3 separate regions of the Homo sapiens genome follow, and all the other regions are linked to region 1. Evidence: chromatin loops called from intact Hi-C (ENCODE). Cell type or tissue: gastrocnemius medialis. All regions are shown on one strand. Each heading gives the region's core, and the rest is flanking DNA. Links, peaks and the distances in the headings are about the cores only.

Region 1 (5,800 bases), core at 519-5,518:
GGGATGACAACATGCAATGATTTACATGAAAGGTGCCAAGCGCTTCCAACACCATACCTCTAGAACAATGGTTCTTATCTGGGGAATATGTTAACCACCCCCCTGCCCCCATGCCTTAGGGACAATGGCAGTATCTGGAGACATTTTCGGTAGTAACAACACAACAAGGAGGGAGGGGATGCTACTGGCATAAAGTGGATAGGAGGCCAGGGATGCTGTTCAATATCCTACAATGCATGGGATGTCTACCTATAACAAAAAAGTACATGTTCGGCCTAAAATGTCAATGGTGGAGAAACGTGCTGTAGGAGATAGCAGCCTTGATTGCTCCTCTAGACCAAGATAAGGTCTTATTAAATTAAATTATCAAGTCAGTTATCAGGAACAGCAATCGCAATACTCAGGACAATCGATGGGCAGTCTAGAGAGATGAAAAGTGTCGGGAATTAGCTACTTCTCAGCAGATCAAACAGACGTTATAATTTAAGGATATTTACGGAATATTTTCAGAGATGCACTGTTTCTCCCATTCATCTCTGTGCAGTGACAGTTTTGAATGGTTTACTGTGCTCAGACACAGTCTAACATTTTTTAAAATTTCAAAATGAATACAGTCGCCGTATTAAAAGTTCTTCTGCTGTATTGTCATCTACAAGTCACTGCAGTGAAGCACAATTTATCTCACTAAACATAGCTGAGAAAAAAAAATCTAAATGATTTGAGTGTCAGTCTCCCTTAACTTGAGACTTTTATTATTTGCAGTAAGACGTTCAATAGGAGGTTGTCACAAATACTGTAATTCAAAGAATGTGTATGTTCTGACCCCCATGTTGTGAGAGTGTTGTGTTCTGGTTAATCAACCTTTCTGTCCTCCCTAAGGGAGCTTGCCAGCATCCAGTTGTGTAAAGCAAGGGTTATCAGTTTCTTTTTTTCTGTAAAGAGCCACGGAATAAATATTTTAGGCACTGTGGGCCATACATTCATTGTGATTATTCAATTCTGCCATTGCGGCCCAAAAGCAGCCACCCACGATTGGTAAACAAATGGGCATGGCTGTGTTCCCATAATGTTCTGTCTAGGAAAATAGTCCGCAGGCCAGATTAGGTCCCAGGGCCATAGTTTTCCCACCCCCAGTGAAATATGAAAACCTGTACAACACCAGAGTGTAATGGAATAGACTGAATCTATGAAGATACAGAAGGCACTGTGAAGACTTGCACAGTCTCTAGGTTATTATTCTGCATATCAACCAGCATTGTATTAAGGTGAATGTTAACGGCAATTAAGATAATAGGTATGCTGCCATATTTTGGTTGCTATAATAAGCAGTCTTTCTTCTGTATTTCTATTGAACACTGCTCTTACCTTCCCTACAAAAACTAACACAGGAAATACAAACTGTGCCCCTACCACCCCACTTACCAGGCAACATAGCAGCCTCTGGGGATACAAAGATGCATATGATTGATGATAATCATACCTGTCTGAGAATAATTAGTATCATGGCTTCTTTTTGCTGTGTGCCATTCTTCTCTGCACCACACACATACACACACACACACACACACACACACACACACCCATACAAATCCCTTGAAGTCAAAATTCTATGCTTTTCCTTTACTTTATTCCCATTATCCCTAGCAGTGGCAGCTCTAAACTACCTGTGGTAGCCAGAGTAACATCCTTCTCCCAAACATGCTCATGTCCTAATCCTCACTTTACCTGGCAAGAGGGAGTTTATGGATGTGATTCAAAGACTACAAATCAGATTCAGTGTATACTGCTCTGGTGATGGGCACACCAAAATCGCACAAATCACCACTAAAGGTGACTCATGTAACCAAATACCACCCGTTCCCCCAAAAACCTATGAAAATAAAAAACATTAAGATCAGGGTCTCGAGATGGGGAGATTATCTTTGATTATCTTAGGGTTAGTCAGCATACTCACTTGGGTCCTTAAGAGATCACAGGACATACAAACGCAGAGGCAGAGACAGAGAGAGATTTGAAAATGCTACACTGATAGCATTGGAGACGGAGGAAGGGGCCATGAGCCAAGGAAAGCAGGTGGCCTCTAGAAACTAGAAAATGCAAGGAAATGGACTTTCCCCTAGATTTCCAGAAGAAACAGCCCTGCAGAAGCCTCAAGTTTAGTACAGTAAGACCTACTTCAGTCTTTTTGCCTCTGGAACGCTAAGAGAGTCACTCTGTGATGTTGTAAGCCACGGAATTTGTAGTAATTTGCCAAAGCAGTAACTGAAAAGGGACTCAGAAGGTGTCAGGTAACAATCTGCCATGTGGGTGCGTGGTCACTTTGGAAGGCAGAGAGTTTTAGAGGCAGGCCAACACTGGATTCCGGAAAGTTTGTATTTTTTAATTGTTTTTCCTTCTAAATGTTTTTGCATCACTCTCTAATTTACTGTCCACTCAAAAGCAAGATTCGAAAGTAGGTTTTCTTTTGGAAACCCACATCCATCCACCCTCTGGGCCACAGGGTGACACAGTAAAAGGAAGGGACTGGATGAAAACAAGGCTCCCATACGTAGTAGCCAGGTATTCTGAACAAGGAAAGCAAGAGCTCTGGGCCTCGGTTTACTCTTCTATAACGCAGTGCAGTAATCCCACTCAACATTATTTCTGTAAGGATTAGAAACCGTATGAACAAGGTATTTGGCACATAGTAGGCCCATGGCATATGGCAACTCTTCTTTAATCCTTGGTGGGGATGTTACCTTGGTGAGGCATGATGTTTAGGTGTCATGATCTAGATGAGGTTTTCTGGAAAAACCACAGTTTCAAAGATTGTACTCTGTGTTTTGGGCAATGCGGGTATCTTGCCAAGAAAGCCTTCACCTCCAGAATGGGGTTTCTCCCCTTCCCTTCACTATTGCCAATATTTCAAACCAGGTAATTCTTTGTTGTGGGGGATATGCTCTGTGTGTTGCAGGATCAATTGCAGCATCTCAGGCTCTACCTACTCGATGTCAGTTGCATCCCTCAACTGCCCAGTCGTGACAACTAAAAATGTCTCTGGACATGGCCAAATGCACCCTGGGGACACAGAGCCACAACTGCCTGAGAATCACAGACCTAGGACTGTGATCTCAATGCTCCAGGTATGGAAGAGTGGAAAGGAAACAGGTGTTAGAAGGAACTACCTTTACTTACCAGGCAAAAACCCTAGCACTGAGAACCCCCTCTGTGTCATCCAAGCTTACTGTCCACTTTCTGGTAACAGGGAAGGCTGACCACAGGTGCAGCTGGGACCTGAGTTGCAGCCTGGATCCGCACAGCCTTGCTTGCTCTGATTCCTCCAATATAACAATGTGTGAGCAGATCCAAAGGCACATCAAAAATGTGTTTATTTGAAATGTGAGGCATGAGGCGCACACGGGAGGCATATTTAAACGTGCAAGGAAGAGGGTTGCTCCGGTCAGCATAACTCATTTAATTGCTGCCTTCAGAACAGCCCGAGTGTTCCAGAGCAGCTGGGAACACACTTCGCCCGGAGCTCAGCTCCGCTCAATGTTCTCTGGCAACACCTGGTGGAACAGGGAAAAAACTGCACAGCGCCTTGGAGTGAACTGCTGCATCTGCTAATCTCATCGCAGCTGAAGGCTTTCCAGCGGCAAAGGTTTGCAGCGGGGGGGCTACCAGGAGAGGCCCTGCCTCTGGGCTGGCATCAGCGCTGCGCCGTGCTAATTTCTGCTGTTTTCCTTTCTACTTTACCAAGCAGAAAACAAACACTGCTGTATCGTCAAGAGCTTTCTTGCTAGAATGAGGAAATAAATTGCAACTGCAGCCTCACTGGAGATTTTTCTCTAGGATGGGCCCAGAAAGCTCTCAAGAATCACCCTGCAACCTGGCAAGCATGCACTGCCCAGCTTTGAAAACACACCCTTATGCGTTATTACCGTAACCGAAATAATACCCTTTGTGGTGTAGCAGGCATCTTTCCTGCTGTGGAGTAAAATCATCTCTACTAGAGGGAGTAGACATGAGAAACGAGGACCTACGCCCACATATCTACTCACTGGAAATAAAATCCATTGACCCAGGAACGCCATCCTGAACGGCACCCCTCACCCAATTCATAACACATTCCAGGAGAGCCCACATCTGTTTCTGCGTCAGTGAAAAGGGAATGATAACCTATTGTGCATTCTACCTGATAAAGACGTGACAACAAGGAATCAGATAATTAAAAAGTGCATTCGGTTTTGTTTGTTTGTTTGTTTGTTTTTTCTGAAAAAGCATTCTTTTAATATCCACAGACTTGCTACCTATTTCCAACGCTGGCAGCACAGCATGACTGAGAGACAGGGTCTCTTCTGAGGTGTAGGTACTGGTCACTCAGGTGTAAATTATTTACATTCTTTAAGCCTTTACTTTTTGAACTGTGAAGCAGAAATGATAATAGCACCTATCTATGGAGGTCATTTATGCCAAGTGCTTCACGCAGTGCCTGCCAGAAAATGTTAACAGGAGCCGTCATCATTCACCTCTAAGAAGCTATCACTGGATGTCAGAAGCTTGGAGGCCTGTCCCTGATAGGTCAGTGACCTACAAGGTGACACTAAATAAATTCCTATGTCGGCTGGGCACGGTGGCTTATGCCTGGAATCCCAGCACTTTGGGAGGCTGAGGCAGGCAGATCACCTGAGGTCAGGAGTTAGAGACCAGCCTGACTAACATGGTGAAACCCCGTCTGTACTAAAAATACAAAACTTAGCCAAGTATGGGGTCTCACACGTGTAATCACAGCTACTCAGGAGGCTGAGGCAGGAGAATCGCTTGAACCTGGGAGGTGGAGGTAGCAGTGAGCCGAGAATGAGTCACTGCACTCTAGCCTGGGTGACAGAGTGAGACTCCGTCTCAATAAAATAAAATAAAATAAAATAAAATAAAATAAAATAAAAGGAAATGAAATCAGGATATGCACTCCCATGTTCACTGCGGCATATTCACAATAATAAAAACAACTTAAGCACCCATTAACAAATGAATGAATTAAAAAGGTTATATATATATATAAAAGAATAATATTTAATTAAAATTTATGTACGTACTAGAATATTATTCATCTATTAAGAAAACAAGGAGCCCCGGCATGGTGGCTCACGCCTATAATCCCAGCACTTTGGGAGGCTGAGGTGTGTGGTTCACCTGAGGTCAGGAGTTCGAGACCAACCTGGCCAACATGGTGAAACCCTGTCTCTACTAAAAATACAAAATTCACATGGAGTAGTGGCAGGTGCCTGTAATCCCAGCTATTCAGGAGGCTGAGGCAGGAGAATCACTTGAACTTGGGAGGCGGAGGTTGCCCTGACCTGAGATTGTGCCATTGCACTCCAGACTGGGCAAAAAAAAAGTGGGGGGGGGGGGATTCTCTCATTTGCAATAATATGGGTGAACCTGGAGGACATTATGCTAGAGAAAATAAACCAGACACAGAAAGACAAACGCTGTAAGATCTCACTTACATGCAGGATCTAAAACACTCAAATTCGTAGGAATAGACAGACAGGAGAAGAGTGGTTGCCAGAGGCTGAAGGGAGCAGGGAATGGGGAGATGTTAGTCAAAGAATACAAAATTTCAGTTATCCAAGATGACTGAATTCTAGACGTCTAATGTATAGCACGGTGACTACAATTAATGATACTGTATTGTATACTTGAAGTTTGCTGAGAGACTAGATTCTAAGTGATCTCACCAAAAAACGGAACTCTGAGCTGATAGATACCTTCACTGGATTCAGAGTGGTGGTCACTGCATAATGTATACATATATCAA
Region 2 (5,800 bases), core at 240-5,239, 520 kb before region 1:
TTGAAACGGGAAACATTTCATGAGGCCCAGTCCCAGGAAGGGAGCCCTGGGTGGTGAGGAAAAGCAGAGGGGACAGACGCCCCAAGCCAGCTCCGTCAGCATTGGGCAAGTGAGCAGGCCACCAGCAAGGACAGCTCTTCCAAGGACACTCTGTCGAGGCTGCTTCAAGCAGCATGAGTCCCCACAGCTACAGGAACACCAGGAAGCCAGCAACCTCCAGAGTTCAGCATTGAAAGTACATGGAGAACTGATTTCCACTTACCTGGCTTCAGTCTGTTCCACGGTCTCTCCTGGTCCCTGCTTCAGGCCCAAAGTCTCTAAATGCTCCCACTAGTCTGGGCATTCACTGTCATCAAACAGACCTTCCTTTCGTCAGCCTCTAGCAGTGTTATTTCTTCTGCCTGGACTGCCTTTCCCTCATCTCTGCCTGCCAAGCTCCTACACATTCTTCAAAATCCAGCTGAAATCTCACTTTTTACAAGATGTCCTACAGCCTCTATCAGCAATGTATTTCTCTGATCTATCCAGAGGGTTCACATTCCCTTGTACTTGGATTTTAGAACATGCCATGGACCTGGTAGGTTATGCTTGGTCAATGACCCACCCTGTTCTCCCACCACATTGTATTTGTAGGTAGGAGGAGGAGCATATCATTATCTAATTTTCCACAGCAATCACAGAAATTACAGTTGAAAATGACCTCAGTCTTCCCTTAGTTCAGTCATGACAAATTTACAGCACATGGCATACCACTTCTGCCACCTGTGGTCAAGGCAGACCCTATGCACCACTCAGAGAACTCTTCATTTCTGTTGAATCTGGACTCAGATTCTTTGTCAACACACTGTTCCGGGCAGTCACACTCAACATATTTAAGTTGGAATTTATTTTTTTTTTTTTGTCTTTTTGTCAGGGTCACAAACAGGTAGCCCATAACACAAGGCGAGTACAATTACCAGAATAACCCACAGAGATGAAGTAGTAGTCGGAGTGCAGGACCTCTAGGGATATGTGACAATGCATAACTGTTCACAAGATCTTAGGAATTAAGTACAAGGGCGGCCCCCACCACAGGGCTTCCTGACATATTCAGGCAATGACTCCAAGCTGGTGGGCAGGAACCCAACCTAAGTCATTGGGGTGGGGATTTACAGCCTCCTATCCAGTTTATAGAGCTAAACCTACTCACATCCTTGGGGCCCCAAAGGACCCTGCCATGTGAACACATGTGTGTTTTGTGAATCTTCAGTAAAACTTTCCCGAGACGCAAGTAGGGCCATTTACTAGTGTGACTGTAAATTGGTGAAAGGTAAAACTCTTTTGGGGATGAATTGATATTGGCTCTGAACTGAAGCTAATCCCCAGAGACACTAAATAAACAAAATAAAACCAGATAACGTAAAACAAAACAAAATCATATTTTATTTGGAATAGAAGATAAGACCTACATGCCACCCCTTAACTAATTCAGCACCAACCCCCATCATATATGATGAACCCCCAAATCTAGGAAAGTAAATATTTTAACCAAATAAAGTATAAAATCTAGGGAAAAACCATTGTGCTAATTAATAATAATAAAATTAAAAATAATAAGAACCAAACCTCTATTTCCGGATTGCCCAGTTACTACCATTATAGGTACACTACACTGCTCTCTAAAAACAGTGATTTAGATATAATAGTACCTATTATATGCATTGGTGTGGGCATAAAATTAAATTCCAAATTGCAAATAGAACTGCTGCAAGAAAATAATATTTCCCAAGACTTATTTTACTTAATTGCATGGAATATTAATATGTATAATGAAAATAAAGGAGTCTTTCATCTACTTGGTCTAATTGGTCTCTTTAAAATAAGCCGTATATGCTTTACGTAACCTAATAGGCATTGTGATGTTACAAGAAAAATAAGACAAAACAGTATTCAGAGTTTTTCAAATGCCTTAGCTCCTGAGACTGTTTTGGCAAGGATCATGTCATAGGAATAGTGCATGACAAAGGCGGTGAAAGATGCTGATGAAAAGAAAAGAACAGGGGTTTTGGAATGTGTCTTTGATTTGCATACTGACACTGTAACTTATTTGCTGTGTGCACTCATGCTGGAATCTTGAACTCTCTGATTTTCAATTACCTAATCTATGAAACGTGTGATAGCTATATCACAGAGGTATTTAATGAACTAACACAATCCAAGTGCGTGACAGTAGTGGGTACTTAAAAAATATTAAGTCTGTTGCTTAAATCTTGATGCATGGGCCTAAGAACTATTTTCTGAGCAACAATGCTAGTCTCTTAAATTAAAATTATGTTTTGCCACTGTTTAATTGCTGTATAAACATTTTGGCTCTTGTGCCTTATTTATTCAGCATTTATTCAAAACGAACTTTCTGTGCATGCCAGGGACGATATGATGTGTTCATCAAAACATTTCATTTTCCATCTGAAAATGCAGGAAGGCTATTTCCCAGCACTGCCCCCCCACCCCTTGAGTCTTAATATGCCTACCTTACTGTTCTGGCCATAAGAACGTAGGTGGAAAGGTTGTACCTCATTTCTGGGCTTGAGCCCTGAAAGATCTGCACAATCATCCATGTATTCTTTTTTTTTGTTTTGTTTGTTTGTTTGTTTTTGTTTTTGAGACGTAGTCATGCTCTGTCACCAGGCTGGAGTGCAGTGTCGCGATCTCGGCTCACTGCAACCTCCACCTCCCGGGTTCAAGCGATTCCCCTGCCTCAGCCTCCTGAGTAGCTGGGACTACAGGCATGCACCACCATGCCTGTCTAATTTTTTGTATTTTGATACAGCCCGGGTTTCACCATGTTGGCCAGGATGATCTCGATCTCCTGACCTGGTGACCTGCCTGCCTTGGCCTCCCAAAATGCTGCGATTGCCCGCGCCCAGTCATCCGTGTATTCTTTCACCTGTATTTCTAGTTGGAAATTAAGGCTTCTAAGTCAGCAGTTCACATGATGGAAGAAGCTTGGAAGTGTGTATCCTTTAGATACTATTTGGAGAATCATCTCTCAGAAGAGTGACAAGCTGCAAACATTCCCATTAGATCTTGCATACGTGAGAAAACAAAAACAAAACATAGCACTTTAAGCCCCTGAAATGAAGAGTTTATGTGTTATCCCCACATATTCTAGCCCAGTAGTTCTGAGTCAACCTCAGTACTACTGACATTTTGGTCTGAACATTTGCTTGTTGCTTGAGACTGTTGTGTGTACTGTAAAATATTTAGCTTTACCCACCAGATGCCAGTACTGCCCCCCTTCAGTTGCGACAACCACCACTATCTCCAGACATGGCCCAATGCCCCCTGGCAGTGGGAGGAGCTTAAAAATTACTCCCATTGAGTTGAACAATGAGAACACATGGACACAAGGAGGGGAACATCACACACCTGAGCTGGGGTCGGGGGTGGCGGGCCAGGGGAGGTATAGCATTAGGAGAAATACCTAATGTAGATGACGGGTTGATGGGTGCAGCAAACCACCATGGCACGTGTATACCTATGTAACAAATCTGCATGTTCTGCACATGTATCCCAAAACTTAAAGTATAATAATAATAAAAAAAGAAAGTACTGCTAATTTTTCTCCACCTTGTAGTGACATTTTCCTGGTGCGTTTTCTCCTTCCATTGAGAAATTTTGATTTTTCTTTATCTTCCTTATATTATGGATACAATAGTTATATTTTTTTCTTAAAATTGAACTTTTCTAAATCAACTATTAACAGGACAAATCCCTGGAAGGGGAAAATGGTTAGGGTAGCTTAAAAAAAAAAAATCACTCCCATTGAGAATCGCTGGTCCAGGCTGACTAGAAAAAGAAAATTAGTGTGATATAACAACAACTACAAAAATGAAACAAATAAAAGAGAAACGTATGTAGAGGCTGCAAAATGAATTCAGAACCCCTTCATGTTTTTTTTTAATCCATGGTCTTTAATACTGGAAATCTCACCTGCATTTTGTAGAGTAGATGAGGAGACTGAAACACAAAGGAGTTATGTATCCAAATGTACCTGCTATTATGTGCCTGTATGTAAACCCAGAAAGTTGGCCTCCTAATGCACTCTTAAATACACAAGCTTTCTGCAGAGAGCATCTATGCACCATTTTCTTGTGTATTTCCTGAAGTTTCAGAGGTAGGTTAGGCAAAAGTTGGGTGAAGCAGGGGAGAAAATTCCTGGGGACATATTTGTTTCATTCTACATCCACTGGACCCTGCCCATCAAGAATCCTAATGACTTGCAAACTGACTGAAATACTGAAAAGTAGAGCTACAGACTTTATAAAATTGTTCCAAAACAAGATGAAGATGAACTACTTGTCGGTCCTCTGTAGATTCTAGTAGAATCAGCAGTAAGAATATATGCCACCTATCCCTTAGGATGTTATTTCCATGGAGAGAAGAAAAATGAGCCAGTCAATCTAATGACTGTCATTTACTTAGCAAAGAAACTTAAAACCTGCCATCACACATGGGGTTCCTTATGTCTACATTGAGCCCACCCTCTCACCATAGTGTTGCCTGAGGAGTGTTAAGAGATGACACTGAAGGCCTGATTTTTTTTTAATATACTCAAGTAAGTAAACTGTTGTTATAAGGAGGAAACCAACAAACACAACCAACAAACCCAAAAGTTCCAGAACCTGATACTTCCAAACACATTTGTAAAATAAGCTTAAAACAGGATTCTTCTCCATAGATTGTCTCAGAACCTTTCACTGGGGCATATGTTTGTGAATCCCAAAGAGAGGACAGAGAATAAACAATGCTTCCCTGTTGTATTTGAACCTGAAATTTGTTTTTCATGGCAACATTAACCTAAAGGTATACACACTGAGAATCAGGGTGTATCAGGTAACAGAGAAGCATAACTGTCTCCTGCACTAGCTAGGGATCTCAGCTATTGGGGATCAAACTAGTCTCTACCAGTACTATATGCATGTCTGAATATTTCTTACCCCCTTGGTACAATGGGTTGATAGAAAGACCACTCACCTCATGATAACATTATGCGGACTAAGTGAATGTGAAAAGAGCATGTATTAAAAACATTGGCTTTGAAGTTCAACAAACCCTGACCTTGACTCATGAACTCCATAAACCTCAGTTCTTCATCTGTAAAATGGAGATAATATCTTCTTCAAACGGGGTAAAAACTAAACGACATTTGTATGTGTGAACTGCTTAGCATCGTTGTTGACACAAGAAGCGCTATGCTATCATCATTATCACCACCACGGCTATGGATGCTGCACGAGAATCTCTTACAGAAAGAGTTTTCTTATCTAATTTGCCTAGTAATCAATCAAAAATCCAAAGGGACTGTCGAGTAAAATGTTAAATAAATCCTGAGGAATAATGATGAAACATTCATAATATATGCTCTGCACTAAAACATCTTTACAACTCTCTAAGGAATTAGTCTTTTTAATGTAATATGTGAGGAAATGCTACAGGCAGATAATATTGATCTGAAAGTCCTTTGGCGGTGACTTTTAAATATGGGCATTCTATGCCAGAGATCATGTTAGAGCTCCTGGCTGCAGAGTTTGAAGCTGAGGGACTTGTGACTGAGCCCCGGGCAACAATCCCAGGTTGGTATTGCTTGTCGCAATTTCATTACCCTAAAAGCATCCTGGAAAAAAAAAAAAGCATTCTAAAAACCTTCCTGGACATACAAACCTTAATCCCCACAGAGTTGGAGAGCTATAAAGTGTTTGAGAAGCACAAATGTCCTCCGTGCGAGTGCAAGAGGCTCATTTTCCCCCAAAGACTTTAA
Region 3 (5,800 bases), core at 240-5,239, 210 kb before region 1:
TTAGTTTCCATAATGGTATACAGTTTAATGAAAAACTCATTAGAACGTAGCATACGGCATAATTAATTCTGGCTGATTCTTTTGGTGTAAATAGCTAATGCAGATGCGGAATTCCATTTTCCACTGGCTTTATTAATTTTTCATAAACCAATATGTCGACTGTAATGTGTTATAACAATTCCATGGAAGTTCTAGAAATGCATTAACTGTCACTGATGAAGTTACTCAAAGTAGGGTTTTGCCATTTGTCAGTTGGTTCTTCAAAACTACATTTTCAAAAGACAACAGGACAGCTCTGTTTTATATGTAGAGAATGAGTATCTACATGTAATTAACAGAAAGGGTATTAAACACTATTGGGTGAATTTATTTCTATTTATACACCAACTTAATTTGTTGGGGAAATAAGAACAATAAATTTTGAAAAGAACAATGAAAGTGGGAAGCAAAAAGTCTTTCAAACTAAAGAGTTTATAATCTAATGATAACAAGTTAAAACATTAAAAAAAAACATGTCACCTTGCGTTTGAAATCGCTGGTAATTTACTTTCTTAAAAGATTTAGAGAAAACCACGAAATAAGTTTCACAATAGCCTTTGTCCTAGGCACTAGATTAGTAATTAAGAACCCAATCTGCAGGGTTGCTGAACAGTTGATAATCTGCTCCTAAGTCTCCCAGCACCACAGGGCTTCACGCACATATTAGTAATAATACAAGTCTTAATTATAAGACTGTTACTCAGTGTGAATATAGATACAAGTACTAACTCACCAACAGGTGTCTTCCTTATTTATTTTTAATTATAATTGTTATTTTTAATAGAGCTTTCAATGGCTGCCTACCACTGAAAGGATAAATTCCAAAATTCAGATTTCATTATGTAAAATTTTAAGGTCTTATGCAACCTTTCTCTAGAAGGTACTCTCTAATCTCAACAGATCAATATACCTTAGCCTTTGGAAAAAACGTCAACTTGGCTCAGAAATTCCCATCAGTAGGTATCAGGTGAAGATCAAGCATGTGTATTTTTTTTTTAAGTTTTCTCAATGGATTCTAAAGATAAAGGTTGAGAAACAGCTTGGGACCCTACCAACCACCTCCATATTCCCTCCTGCAATGATCTTTACCCACTTTCTTACCAGGTGAACTCTTACCCTTTAAGACTCAATTTACACCACCCCCTTGACTCCTCATGCAGAGAGCCTTGTTATTCTTTTGGCTCTAGCAGGTATCACTGTGTACTATACCCGCATTGACAGTTTGTTTTGCATCCTTCTACTACCCTGTTGACTTCTAGAGGGAAAGCCTGGGTCTGTTTTGGTACCTCGGCACCTAGCACAGTGTCTAGCGCCCGATACTATAATTCTGCAATAAAAGGTGAATTCATGGAAACAAGGATTAAGTGTTAATACACGGTCTGTCTCTTTGGCCCTTCCCTGATGAACATCAAACAACTGAGTGCCATCCAGCTAAGGTCATGGGTTCATGTAGTATATAACCGCTAAAGCTGTGCAATTTAAAAAACCAAAAGAAAAACTCTCAAGGGCTTAAACTGGTGGCTTTATTACCGCTGAGCTCTTCAAGCCAAGCTCAGCAAAGTAGGGACAATGTTTTTGTACGGGCCATAAACTAAGAATGGCTTTCACGTTTTTGGATGTTTGAAAAAAAACAACTATTTTGTGACACATGAAAATTGTATAAAATCTAAATTTCCACGTCCTTAGTTTTACTGGAAAACAATCATGCCCATTTATTTACACATTGTCTATGGCTACTTTTACACGGCAATGGCAGAACTCAGTAGTTGAAACAGGGATCATAGGGATTACAAAGTCAAAAACACTATCTGTGCCTACAGTGATAAGTTGTTTGAAGACCCCTGCTTTAAGCTAACAAGCTGTACATTCTTTTCTCTTTCATAACTAAATTTGGCTTGGTTTTCTTACAGTCAAGCTACCCAGTGGTATCATGTTTCTTATGCCATCATCATCCTCACTACTACCATCATTACAGATGTCACTATAAATTGCAAGTTTACTTTTTTTTTTTTTTAATGGTTGTGCAGGGAAGGGTGGATTCTAGCAGGCCTGGGCTATCTCAAACCTTGCACATTTTCCACAACAGCTTGTCCTTAGGATTGGACTTTGGCCAGCTCCTGGGAGATAAAATATCAGGCCTTAGAATATTATCTGCCTGATAAAACTATTTTTGCGCCAGCCATGGTGGCTCATACTTGTAATCCCAGCACTTTGGAATACCGAGGTGGGAGGGTTGCTTGAGGTCAGGAGTTCAAGACCAGCCTGGCTAACGTGATGAAAGCCCATCTCTACTAAAAATACAAAAGTTAGCTGGGTGTGGTGGCGGGCACCAGTAATCCCAGCTACCTGGGAGGCAGAGGTTGCAGTGAAACAAGATAACGCCCCTGCACTCCAGCCTAGGTGACAGAGTGAGAGACTCCATCCCAAAAACAAAAACAAAATTGTTTTTGTATGCCTGAGGCCTTGGACCACACCATATAGGTTTGATCCAATTGTTTATGGTAACTATTTATGGTGAATTCCTGTTCCTCACACCTCCATAGCATGGGCTGAGGTTTGAGAGTTGGTCAGTCATGCAGGTGCAGCTTGCCTATGTGAGTAACCACTAACAAAAACGCTGGACACTAAGGCTCAGGTGAGCTTCACTGATAACACTATGCCTGTGCTGTCACATGCCATTTCTGGAAAAATTAAGCACATCTGTGTGACTGCACGGTGAGAGGACACCTGGAAGCTTTTGCTAGGTTTCTTCTAAACTTCACTGCATGTACTTTTCCTCTTTGCTAATTTTTCATCTGTATCCTTTTGTTATAATAAACTAACTGTGAGTGTAACAGCCTTTTTGAACTCTGAGTCCTTCTAATCAATCATGGAGCCTGAGAGTGGTCTTGGGGACTCCCAACACAGCTGTGTGGTATCAAATCAAAGTTTATGCTTTTCCCTTCTGGAGTAAATAATCACAATACAATGCTCCAAAGATGAAACATTTACATGAAAGTCTTCAAATTCTTTGACTGCCATTGATGACTGCAGCTGTTCATACATTATTAGTGGTAGCAACCAGTGGGGCATGAGAGTTGTTAAGGTATTCCGTGAATATGTGGCATCTCGAATAGCGTCAATGAGGACAGAATTTCTCAAACCCAGCACTATTGACATTTTGGGCCAGATAACGATTTGTGGTCAAGGAATGTCTTGTGCATTGCAGGGTGTTTTGAAGCGTCCTTGGCCTCCACCCACTAGATGTCAGCAGTGAACAACACTCCCCAATCCCCGCCCCCACCACCACCCAAGATGTAACAATGAAACAAATGTTTCCAGAAATTGCCAAATTCCCCTAAGAGAAAGGTCACTCCATATTAAGAATCACTAATCTAGGACTTGGGTTAACTAAAGCATTGGTGGGAGGCAGCTTGTAGGTAGAAAATGAGCTTTGGAGTCACAAAGATAACAGCTTTGGCCCTACTCCTTAACTTTCAGAGTCAGCACCCACTGGCATCATAACTTCACTGGATCTAATTTACCTGCAAATCGAAGGTAACAATACTTCTCCTGAAAACTTCTAATTTACGTACATATATGTAAAGTTCTCAACATGAACTCTGGCATGTGGCAGACAATATTAAATGCAAATGTGTTTTCATTCATTATTATTATTATTATTATTATTTTGAGATGGAGTCTTGCTCTATTGCCCAGGCTGGAGTGCAGTGGCACGATCTCAGCTCACTGCAAGCTCCGCCTCCCAGGTTCACGCCATTCTCCTGCCTCAGCCTCCCCAGTAGCTGGGACTACAGGTGCCCGCCACCACGCCCAGATACTTTTTTGTATTTTTAGTAGAGATGGGGTTTCACCGTATTAGCCAGGATGGTCTCAATCTCCTGACCTCGTGATCCACCCGCCTTGGCCTCCCAAAGTGCTGGGATTACAGGCGTGAGCCACCGCACCCGGCCTTCATTCATTATTATATTCTGTGACCTCATGAATAGAAGACACTGAGGACATGCCCTCATCTACACCTCCTGAGGATGCTGCGTAGCAAAGCAGTGAAAAAACATGGGGTTGAAACTTAGGAAAAAAGACCTTTATATAATAACCAGAATTTTTCACATGGTAGTTCTGTGATTTGGCGAATGAGGTAAGCTTTCCCAGAAACCTTGACTTCATAATTTGATCATGAAAATAATGGGATAGCATTTTCATAAGGATTTGAGGAGAAACAAGGTGTTCAGCACAGAGCAAGTACCTGCAAGTGGCTTGCTGTTGTTGATGGTTTGAGTTTCTCACTATGTGGACAATGGTAACTTAAAACTTCCCCTGTGAAATTTTTCCAGAGTCGGATATCCAAACCTCATTCGCTTCCCATAGCCTGGATGTGAAGCTTCTTGTACAAGGACTACCTTGACACCCCCTGCTTTTGGGGGGAGCAGTTCTTGACAGACTTCCCACACACAAGAAAAAGAACCAATTTACTTCAAAAATGCAGTTTTTAGCACATAAGCAAGTACTGATCTTATCTGAAGATCAAAAAACCCCACAGGCTTCATCAAAGATGAGTTGCATTCCCTCTGTGGGATCTAGAAGGACGCAGATAAAAATTAAGGCCAAATATGGGCAGGGCTGGAATAAAATCTGATAAGACAGAAGAGGGGAGGAGAGGAGAGAAGCGAAGTGAATTACAACTAAAAGGGGAGGCAAAGGTAAACAGATGTGCAAGATAAACTCTTTGAAGTGGAACATTTCCAGGCTGAAAATCCTTTGCTCGGGGACTTAAATCTGGACTCTCCTGTTCCAGTTCACTGAAGTGCACTGCATTTGAATTTGGCAGATGCGTAAACTATGCAAAACATCCCAGAGCCAAAGGTCAATGGTTCATGAGGAACTGCTCCCTATGGCCATTGATTCGAGTCTAGTCCTCCTGGTGGGTATGAGAAAGTGTTGGAGCCAAGAGGGGCACCTGAATATTTGCTGCTTTGAAGGGCTTGGATGGTAACAGTTACCTTGTAAACCCACACTGTGCTCTTTCATCCCAAACAGGGCATGCTTTATACCTAGGACTTTTTATAGCCAAATCACCCTGAGCCCAATGCCAATCTGAATAAAATAGAGCAAACTTGTGTCAGGGACCACAGTGATCAAAGGTGGGTTCTAGACAATCTTAACTTTTCTCAGATGCTATTGTATCCAAATTGTAGGAAGGGAATTGAAAAGAGGTACAGCTAAAAGTATGACTAAAAGTCATTCTCTTAACGGTAATAGACTCTTGGTGGTGGAAGTGGGAGGAAAAAATGTGAGGGAGCCTTCATAGACCTTCTTTTGACCCAATTCTGAGATGAATCATGGTTCACTCTAGCCCACAGAAAACCAATACCTTTGGTATGGGTAAATCCGAGGTCAAATACAGTTGCCCTTTTGAGATAAGCAATCAAAGAGTGTTATAACCACCCTCTTCATTTTTAAACTTCATACTGAGATCCAAATCCACTTTCCCATCACCTAGCCCAGCATCAAGTCATGTGATCCGTGGCCAGGTTCTTTCTGAAATGGATATAATCAGTCGAGGTGACTTTGGTGATCACATGAATCTCTTCTATTTCTATTTTACAGTCTGTGATGTTCTCTGATGCTCATATTATCTGATCGCCCCTGTAACCCTAGGGTGAGCTTGTTTCAAGACCTGACCACCTTTCAAATGTGACTTTGCAGTCAGGCATGGCGCATTTTTAGTTCCTGTCATTTTCTTTTCCCTCTCAAAACCACA

Evidence for each region. A loop is a pair of places that touch in the nucleus more often than their neighbours do. Peaks named below come from ENCODE experiments on the same cell type or tissue, not always from the same donor. Only the 100,000 strongest peaks of a DNase experiment are listed, where the experiment ranks them.
Region 2: a loop joins it to region 1, with 6 times the contacts of the local background. A loop is called at or near these places in 3 of 110 quality-filtered maps.
Region 3: it touches region 1 in a loop (8-fold over the local background); 8 of 110 quality-filtered maps call a loop at or near these places.

Annotation. Positions count from the first base shown.
Region 1 is chr16:7,403,154-7,408,953 of GRCh38, reverse strand. The region is part of intron 4 of RBFOX1 (RNA binding fox-1 homolog 1); the gene reads right to left. Among named protein-coding and RNA genes, the nearest start is that of LINC02152, 890 kb to the left of the region's middle. In gastrocnemius medialis, for the core only: a CTCF peak has its summit at 3,547 (motif pointing left); a DNase peak (open chromatin) is centred at 3,573; H3K4me3 peaks cover 520 bases; H3K27ac peaks cover 2,349 bases.
Region 2 is chr16:7,921,806-7,927,605 of GRCh38, reverse strand. All of the region lies in intron 3 of LOC105371069 (a long non-coding RNA gene), which reads left to right. Among named protein-coding and RNA genes, the nearest start is that of LINC02152, 370 kb to the left of the region's middle. In gastrocnemius medialis, for the core only: no CTCF peak of the experiment used is centred there; no DNase peak of the experiment used is centred there.
Region 3 is chr16:7,613,244-7,619,043 of GRCh38, reverse strand. The region is part of intron 10 of RBFOX1 (RNA binding fox-1 homolog 1); the gene reads right to left. Among named protein-coding and RNA genes, the nearest start is that of LINC02152, 680 kb to the left of the region's middle. In gastrocnemius medialis, for the core only: a CTCF peak has its summit at 3,278 (motif pointing right); no DNase peak of the experiment used is centred there.